Regions from separate parts of the Homo sapiens genome. Here region 1 is linked to region 2. The links are chromatin contacts, found by Hi-C or POLR2A ChIA-PET in ENCODE. All regions are on one chromosome and are shown on one strand. The core of a region is the stretch at or near the end of the contact, and the rest is flanking DNA. Distances in the headings are between cores, read along the strand shown. Region 1 overlaps HIVEP2 (HIVEP zinc finger 2). Region 2 overlaps HIVEP2 (HIVEP zinc finger 2).

Evidence for each region. A loop is a pair of places that touch in the nucleus more often than their neighbours do. ChIA-PET counts read pairs that join two places held with the same protein, here RNA polymerase II (POLR2A). Pooled maps may share reads with other maps.
Region 1: a loop to region 2 is called in a map with no recorded cell type, with 3 times the contacts of the local background. The contact joins two enhancer-like sites. A Hi-C loop is called at or near these places in 5 of 168 maps with a recorded cell type or tissue (CD8-positive, alpha-beta T cell, IMR-90, MCF 10A and 2 more), 14 of 37 single-sample maps with no recorded cell type and 14 of 50 pooled maps. POLR2A ChIA-PET finds 5 or more read pairs at or near these places in 13 of 52 experiments (CD4-positive, alpha-beta T cell, CD4-positive, alpha-beta memory T cell, GM12878 and 8 more).

The regions. Positions count from the first base shown.
Region 1 is chr6:142,839,280-142,844,346 of GRCh38, reverse strand. All of the region lies in intron 1 of HIVEP2 (HIVEP zinc finger 2), which reads left to right. Among named protein-coding and RNA genes, the nearest start is that of HIVEP2, 100 kb to the left of the region's middle. RefSeq lists an enhancer at 852-1,141. Within about 2 kb of position 1,411, at least 12 of the 41 ENCODE cell types and tissues checked have a DNase peak (open chromatin) inside an H3K27ac peak, as active enhancers do; they include GM12878, where a contact is called at or near this core.
Region 2 is chr6:142,797,126-142,801,969 of GRCh38, reverse strand. All of the region lies in intron 2 of HIVEP2 (HIVEP zinc finger 2), which reads left to right. Among named protein-coding and RNA genes, the nearest start is that of HIVEP2, 150 kb to the left of the region's middle. Within about 2 kb of position 3,534, at least 2 of the 41 ENCODE cell types and tissues checked have a DNase peak (open chromatin) inside an H3K27ac peak, as active enhancers do; they include GM12878, where a contact is called at or near this core.

The DNA of each region.
Region 1 (5,067 bases), core at 162-2,661, 44 kb before region 2:
GCAGCTTGCAAGTATGCTCATCCCTCTGCAATTCTCTTCATTAAAAAAAAAAAGTTTAGAGATTGAATGTTTATGTTTGTATTGACCTGTGGAATCCTCAGTTGCTTTTCTGTTGAATCCATTGTGCAATACCCAACGTATTGTGGGTTGGTAGGAAAAACTCTTTTAAGATTAAAAAAAACACATAAGGTATAATTCATTAATAATTTCATTCTGTTTCTGGATATGTTTTCTTCCCATTGTCAGCCAGTGTGGGAGGAAAGAGAAGAATGGAAGAATATTGCTGGAGTTGAGGGTGTTGTGTGGGTATGTGCCATCCGAAAGTATGTTACAGGAGAAAAAAATTCTTTTTATAATAAAAGTAAAATTCAAGTACTCGAAGTAACAGAAGATTATTAAATCTATTGTAGTGAAAAGTTATGATTCTAATGCTCTGAAAGTCTTAATCATTAAAGACATATGTTAACCAAAGGCATACATATGCATAAATATATGTACAAAAATGGTAATTTTGTGCTCCCAGGCTCAAACCTAAAATGTCATTCATAACACTATTGCTGCTGCCAATGGAGAAAATTTGCATAAGACTAAGGCAAAACTACCCATTCTTTCCTGTCCTGGAATAGAATTATAATTTCCAAACCGACAAATTTTAAACAAGGCCAGAGTTTCCTTTCACCTGGTTCAAAGTGAATTCTGATTAAAAGCTTCCAATGATAATATCTATAACCACAAAGCAGGCTCACCGTAGCTTTCTCTTGTGGGAACTCTAGGCTCTCCCTTCTAGAATTGCCCTTAGTGGTGGCCTGCTCTTTCTTTCTCTACATCCACCCCTTCCCTTAACTTGGGGCTGCACACGTCCAGCTTGCTCTATGAAGCCATTTGCGACCACTCTAGTCCCCACAGAACTCTTCCTGTTCTCAACTCCTATTATCCTTAGAGTCTTTTTCACACATTTAGCTTTTATTTTTTTAAAACATACTTTTTTTCTGTATTAGCTCAGTCACCTGTTATGTACTTTATTATAACAACTGGCACAGGTAACTAGTAAGTGTTCTTAATTGGTTGATTGTGATTTCTGGTGTCTGGCTATTAGGAAACTATTGTTACAGACTACAGTCTTGCTTCTCAAAGTGTAGACCAGCGAACTTATCACCTGGGAACTTTGGGGTTCCACGTAGACTTTCGGAATCAGAACCCATATTTTTAACAAGCTCCCCTGGTGACTCATCTACATGTGAAAATATTATAAAGCACTGCTGAGGAAGGTCCCTCTCTTGGGAAAGGGTAGAGGCCCTATAGACATTCAGCTTTCCCTTCGTGCAAGTGTTTTCCTGTTGTGATTTAGGTATCTGATCGTAGCAGACAACAGCTTGCTCTTACTGTAACTACGATGTTGTCAGTTTCATCTTTACACAGAATGAATCATGTTTAAATGTGGCCAGGGGGCTCTGTCTGAGGTCACCAGGACTGTATTTGTATTCTGATTCAAGACAACCACCAGATCCTAATCACTAATATCTCTTTAAATGGCCTTTAAAAAAAAATCTTATACTAAGAAGCAGAAAGTACGATTTCCTTTTCCTTAGTTACTTTTTTTTTTTCACTTAAAGTGCTTACACCCACTCAGCTTGCTATTTTGAACTCTGGGAAAGAAAATTTGTGGGCATCTTGCAGTCTTTCAGGAAACAAGGCTTAAATTAAATATTTGCCACATTTTCTACGTGGTTCTTCAGGAAAGTGGAGAAGCACATCACTCCTTCTTTCACTCGACTTGACAAACTTGACACATAGTGTGACTTTCAAAGTGCGGATGGCAAACAGTTTCAGTTCTTATTTGCCTATCTACACACAGACGTTCAGGTCTTTTTTTTCTTCCCATTTTTTCTTTTTGTCCTTCTCTTCCCTTTCAGTACAGAGTCTAGAATTCTTCATGTACCATATCGGTTATGTAAACCATAAGATTCCTTGAGAGTACCTAGCTTTGTGAAATCAAGGAAGATAACACGTGGATTTAGTTAACATGCACAACAAAATTTAGACTATTTTCAGTCAAACTTAGGTTTAACATATTTTATTTATAATTTTAAGTGATTTGTATTTCTGCACTTTTTCTCTATCTTTGAACTCAGAACTGTTTCACAGATAGCAGAAATAAGAGACAATGGTGGGTGGAAGGGAAGGAGGAGGGCTCTAGCTAGCTGAAGCCATTCAGCTGTGTTTTAAAGGAACTCAGGGCTTTGTCATGTAAATATTCTAAGGAATAGAATGGTTACATGAGATATTATTTTGTGGTGGTGATATTGTTTACATGCAGTTTTAATTTCATTTTGGTCAAGGAAATGAAGATATTTTATTTAAGATAGGATTTTAAGTACTTGTCTTCTATTTAATCAGCATTTTCCGGCATGTAAAGGAAGTGATTTAGGGAACCTTGTGAGGAATTCACACAATTTAATTGCTGGACATGAAGAATGAAGTATTTCCAAGCAAGTGAAATGGAAATGAGGAAAGACAGAGAATCAGGAGACTTGCAGAATATAAATGTCTATTGAATATAAATGTTAAAATGTCGTATATGTAGAGATTCATAATAATATGCAATTTTTTTAAACATGGGACAACAAAATGTTGAAAAGATGCATATGTATATAATTCAACTCAATTTTAATCAGACTGCTAATGGGAATATTCTGAGTATGACTGAATATGGAGGGCAAACAGTACACTTAATTAAATAATATAATCTGAAAAAATGGGTGAAAATTTCCCACATATACTCATGCAGAAAAGAAAATATCGATGAACATTTGAAAAAAGAAAATGAAGAGTAGTTTCTAGCTCTACCATGGATTTGAACATACTACGAAACAACAGTAATTAAAACTAACACACACACACACAAAGTTCATGTGATTATGCACATGAAAACGACCTAACACAATGCCAGTCACATCATACTGGCAGTCTGAACAAAAGTTCCATTTTAAATATGTGGATTGATGTAACTAAAGGGTGAGCCCAGAAATAGACAAATTATAATACAACATAATAAAGCAAGCTTATAGAAAGATGTGTGAGGAAGGAAAACTTAGTAAATAGTATTATGGATAATTTGGAATTGGTCAGAACTATCTGAATACATACCTTATGCTATGGATCTAAATATATGCCTGATATATTAAATGGTTAAAACAAATTTACAGGAAAAAATGTATAAAAAATTAATATATATTACATAAAGGGTCATTTAAGTTCATAAGAAGAACTATGACCTAAAGGTAGTCAAATTATGTGAGTAGATACATTTTATATTAGAGGTGAAAGACAATAAAATAATTTTTAAATAAGAGAATAATTATGGTCACCATTAAAATAAAAATGACACCCTTAAATATCATATTACATTAAATAAGCCTCTGAAAAGAAATTTTAATTACATGCAATGGTGAGGAAGTTTGGTGAAAGTAGAATGCACATCTACTGCTGGTGGCTTTGTAGATAATTTCAATCTCTTGAAATCAATATGGCCATAAATATGAAGTCCATTATAAACATATTTTTGCCTTTCAATTTGATAATCCTATTTTTGAGAATATTCTAAGAAAAAACAGTATTGGTGGTACTGAAAATTAGTGAGAACATTTGAAATGTTGCCACATATAGGAATGATGAAGGAAATGACTTTATGTTAGCTTTATGGAATATCATATGGCTAGTAAAAATGAAAACTGAATTTCATGGAAATAACATACTTACGAAATGTTAAATTAAAAAATCAGAATACACAATTATATGTGCATTATGAGGACATCTCAGTGAAAATATGCTTACATGGGGACAAATAATAGATTAAAATTTTTAAAAATGAAAAGATTGTGTTTGGGTAATGGGATAAATGGTGTTTTTCTGGTTAAAAATGTCATCAATGTTTTAAGTGTTTATAAGGAAAAATAATATTAAAAATATTAAAATAATAATATTTTAATAAAATATTAAATATTAAAATATTTAATATTAAAATAAATAAAAAAATATTAAAAAAAAAAAAATAAATAAGGATAGCTGTACTAATTAGCCACAAGGGGAGGGCTTTTCAAGAGTCACTTTGAAACCCTACAAAATAGTTAAGATGTCTTGGGCGTATAACTTGTCAAGGTATTCTTGATTTCCCTATTTTAATTGGCCACTTCTCCACTGGGTTTGTGAAGAGACGAGTTGATTGTAACCATGATGAAGGGGGTACTCTGGAGACCGTGGTATTTGAGGTCTGTTCTCTCTCACTCTGAACTCATTACTCTCCCCTTTTCCTTCCCATCCTAAGCTGATAAGCAAGTTTAACATAGTTGCTGTTCAGTAAACTCTTGCTAGCCATGATTGAATTTTTGCCTATGAGAGGCACAGTGGCTCTACGATGCAAAGGGGAAAACAGTAGAATAGTATTCAGGAAAACTGCTTCTAGTTGCATGACCTTTTGCAAGTGACCTTCTGGGCTTCAGTTTCATTGTCAATGAAAGGAGAGTGTTTGATGACTATTAAAAGAGTTATTTAGGTCTATAGAGACATTATGATACACAGGCTTACTCGAGAGTGTGGTTGCTACTCTAGAGGGCTCCTCAAAAAGCTCATTTACTGTGATCAGTATTGCAACAGTATGATCAATTCAACTGCTCCCAGGGAGTGTCCTGGTGAACTCAGGGAGCATGGTTCCTGTGTACTACTCCCGGTAGACCACTCAGCTAGAGAAAGTCACTCAAGCCCAGCATTGTGTGTACATCTGATTTATTACATGCGAATAACTGAAACAAACCAATTGGTGACAAGCATGATCAAATATTAGCTAATGATAAATTGCTCCATTGTTTAGACCATGTAACATATAACTGAAATACAAAGGTCAGATGTCCTTAGATTTTCTGATAGAGCCAAAAAACACTAAGAGTCCCTCCCCCAACCCCCAACCCCTGCCCAGGTTGGTAAGGCAGGCAATACAAACAAATTAAAAGTAAGGAAGTTTAGAGTCAGTGACTTTCATCAGGTTATAAAATTATTTGAGGTGTTGCACTG
Region 2 (4,844 bases), core at 2,285-4,784:
ATGGAATAATTAGTAGATGTCTATCTTGTGTTTTCACAGAAAAGGACTTGTGGAGAACTTTAAGGAGAAGGATATACTTACATTTAAAGATGAATACAAATGAACTATGTTGGAACTTAAGTCATGACACAGAAGGCCTGTGATGGGACATCTATAAAACTGTGATTGAGAAGGGCCATGGATTTAAAATTCATATCTTACAATGATCTAGTGATTTTCATTTTCATATTGTTTTCACATATGGAGATTCACTTAGTTCTTACAGTAACCCAGGAAGATAGCAGGGCAGGAATTATTGTGTCCATTTTATAGATGGGAAACCAAGTCCCACTAAGTGGAAGTGACTTATACAAGGGTACATAATCAGGAGAGCTGAATTGGTCTGCTAACTGAGAGGTGATGTGGAAATACTAGATCTGGAGTAAAAGAGAATTCGCTTAGATTCTTGTAATTACTGGCAATCACTATCTCAGTGATCGTTGGCCTTATTTAGCTTTTGCAAGTGAGAATGTTATCTAACTTTCTCAAGTGAGAATTTTTTTTTTTTTTTTTTTTTGAGACAGAGTCTCACTCTGTCTCCCAGGCTGGACTGCAGTGGCACAATCTCATCTCAGCTCACTGCAACCTCCGCCTCCTGGGTTCAAGCAATTCTTCTGGTGAGAATGTATTTTATAGTCTGCTGACATTTGCCTTAATCTAGTGTTCTTTTCATGCTATCATAGTACCTCTTAACTGAAGGTATTGTGTGTATTCCCTCGTTTTTTTTTTTTTTTTTTTTGACACTGGCCACTGCTTGACCTCATACCTGGTGAGTCCCTGGGAAAGGTCCTCTCTTCTGACCTGCAGAGAACATCAGAACTGAATAGACAGGGCAAGCCGAGCCATCACATGGGCTACCCTGGCCTCTTTTCCTTGTGCAGGCTCAGTCCATTATGTTCCCCACACTATATAGTGAGGTGACTCCTACAGTATTCACTCTGGTCAAAATGTAGAGGTTTCTGCCAGTTATCACTATGTAACTAGTCTTTGTCAAGAAATGCCATTATTTACTCATTAACATCAAAAAGCAACAAAAGATAAAATTATGATCTTCTAAAGCTATTGTCTGTTATAGCACATGACCTTTCTGAGCCGTTTGGATTAGCCTAGGGAGAGACACTCAACATCAGAACAGAAGGATCTTTCCAGTTTTATATAATAGAGCCAGTTCTTTGAATTATTTTCATAGATCTAAATATCTTCTATGCATTTTGAGGGATTCCTCCTCCTAAGCCTCTCAAATTCTCCTTTTTTTATTTTCTGTTTATCATCCCTGAGAATATTAAAGGGAAGCATTTCTAAGATTTTAGTTGCTGGTTTTAAATTTTAATCTCTCTCAATAAAACTAAATCATTCTCATCAAAAAGATACTTATCACTCTAAGCAGAAAATGTATTCTTTTATAAATTTACTTGTGATTAGTCATGCATTTCTTGTTTCTGAGCATATTAGGCATATATAAAAATGAAGGCCAAATACTTAGAAACTTAAGATGATTAGCTTGGAAAGGAACCCATTGTTTCATAGAGAAGCATAAATCCAGTGAAGATGCCATCTGACAGTTAGAGTCCCACCATATTAAACTTGAATTCTGCACTTTGCATACTAGAGGCAGAGGTGCTTAGTAAGTGTTAATAATGACTAATATGATACCATGGTTGTTAATTGAATATTGTCATCTAAAAATTGAAGTAGTAGACATGCACTTCAGCAGCTCAATGTGGTGATGCTGTCTTCCTAGGTTTAATTCCTCAGATATTTGTGAGCTATTAAGACCATTTATTCCACACCAGCCAAATGCAGACATTTTCAGTGTTTTTTGCTGCCACCTGGGTGTGTGGTAGCCCAGACAATAAATCTGAAGTAAAGGGAAAATATTTGCTGCTTAGTCTAATTTCTGGGAAAGTTCTTGGGAAAAAATGAGGTTTTTCAATATGCTAGGAAAAAAATAGCCTTTAGCAATTTGACCCTGGTTTGAGAAGACTCTTGGTCATTGGCATTAAGTGATATATGGCTTTTCATGCACAAATGAGCAAGGAAAATTTCAAACTAATCAGCGATGCTGGGTTCCTGTCATGGACCTGGTGCTGATGTATCATTCCCTGCTAGACTGCAAAGGGACTATGTTTGTGGACTAACTGCATCTTAGCCCAGAGGCTCCCCTGCTGTTTGATGTCACTAGTTTGCTATTCTACCACCTTGAACTTTAATTGCAGTTTCAGATAGCATTATAGAAGTTAGTTGACAACTCTGATGTTTGGGACTTCAATAAGGTTTTGGGGAAAACATGCTTTCAGCAGGTGTTGATTTTTCAAATAATTTGTTGATGTTGCAGCTGTCCACTGATGACCAGAAATTTACTAATTTTTAGTCACTTCAATAGTGACTAGTGACAATGAATAGTAATATGAATATTCATTTCTTCCAAGAAGAGATAATGCCTGATGCTCTGTCTCCTCTTTTCTTAGTGGTTTAGCCCCTCAGCAAGAAATGGCTGTCCCTGAAATGGACAAGATTCATATTCCTATCTGTCTTTTAAGGATGCCTAGGTGTTACCATAGATAGCGCTGTCTCCTCCCGGGCTGCACTTAGGACGAGAATGTTGTTTCCCACTGACAAGCCAAAAAAATGAGTTACATTTAATGGCTAGTCATTATGACATAATACAAGAACAAACTCCAAAGCAGGAATTTTGGCATTTATATTCTATGTAGTAATGTTTTGTTTATGAAATACATTAAGAACAGTTTGCCTTTTCAGCATTTCATGCTTTAAGTAATATTTCATGTTTTCAGTATTTCACCTGTGCTAAGACAAAATCTACAGATATAAACACATATTTCACATGTGCTTGCATGCATGCAAAATCAAATAACCATTTTCAACTTATGGTCACTTGTTACCCCTATAGCTCAAATAATAAAAGTCAAGTACCTACTTTTGTAAATGCAATGTTTGCCTGTATTTATAGCTTCTGGAAACTTAACTCTGCTAATATATAAATAAGAATGCCAATATTTTATGACATTTTACAAGTGCTAGGTATTGTCCTGAATGATTTGCATGTGCTATCTCATTTAATACTCACAACCTGCTGGCATAATAACTATTAGTATCCCATTTCATAATAAAGAAACATGTTAGGAGAATTAGTTATATAACCAAGATCTCATAGCTGGTGAATTGTGCATTAGAATTGGGACTCAGTTCTGTCTTCACTCGAAAGACTATGTACTTCATCAATCAACCCCATCTGCATGAGGTCATCCTTGTCCCTAAGCAGTTAGGAGCATAATCTCTTCTCATTTTGAGAGGGTAGGTTAGGCAGAAAACTGCAACCCAGGCGAAACACTGTACAACCTTGCTATTTCTTGGTTTCATGCCATCTTCATGGGCATGCAGGTGGATCTAGAAAGGGGGAAGCACCAGCCAACCAAACCTGTTTCAACCAAGGCGTTTTAATTATAGCATTTGTATGACACTATTGACAGCAAGGAACAGGGAACTTGACAGGAACTATCTAAAGCAAAAATGGAAACATTATTGATTCATGAATTGCAACAATACAGTGGTGGTGTGCTTTCAGCCAAAGCTTGCTCCAGAGATCTGTGAAGCCTTGAGGAGCCGGTTTCTTTTCTTTTCTTTTCTTTTCTTTTTTTTTTGAGACGAAGTCTCACTCTGTTGCCCAGGCTGGAGTGCAGTGGCGCGATCTCAGCTCACTGCAAGAGGAGCTAGTTTCTTTTGTTGGGGTGTCTGACTGTCTCCTCTGTGTATCAGATGTGCCATCAGGCTGTCTCCACTCATGGTAGTAGCAATGACCAAAGAAATCCCTGACTTTCTCTCCTCACCACCATAAGAGAGAATTCCTTATGGCTTCTCAGGATGAAAATCCCTTTTAATGTTTGACAGGCACCAGCTACTGTTACCTAGAAGCCCAAGTCAGAATTATTTATAATATTCCTCCTTGACATAAAATCACTAAGTTTCTGGCAAAAAAGAGGATTTTTCCAGACCTGTGTGTACAGTGGTCTCCCTTATCCAAGGGGGATATATTCCAAGACCCCCAATTGAATGCCTGAAACCATAGAGGGTACTGAATCCTATGTATACTATGATTTCTTCTGTGCATACATACCTATGATAAAGTTTAATTTATAACTTAGACACAGTAAGAGATCCACAACAATAACTAATAATTAAAAAGGACAATTATAACAATATATTGTAATACAAGTTGTGTGAGTGTGGTCTCTCTCTCATTCTCAAAATATGTTATTGTACTGTTCTCACCTATTTTCCCACCATGGTTGACTGAGGGTAACTGAAACTGCAGAAAGCAAAATTGGGAATAAGGGGGTATTTTGTCCATACTATCTGGGCGCCCCAAGCACATATGTATGCAATGGAAAACTGTTATTCAAGAAGAATAGCACTTTGTTTACAGTTTTGGGTGATATTGTCTCTATTCTCTATCTAAAATATTTATGCCCTTATTAGCTTAAAATCCTAATTACTGTCTCCCTGACTAAAGTATTTCAGACTTGTTACTTTTGATGAGTTACAACTATTTGTTCCATGTAGGAAAGTATTGTGAAATCATTTAGAACTAAATATTTCACATAAATTTGGAGTGACTTGGATAGATGAAGTTTAATGAATTCTAAAAAATTTTTTTTTAATTTTTCATCCAGAACTTGTAAGCATTGTGTTGATGTTAAGGTGGTTTCTATTTAATGAATAAAATATCAGAAATATCAAAAAATCTAGAAACATCAAAAAAAGAAAAAGTTAGGTGTGTTAGGAGT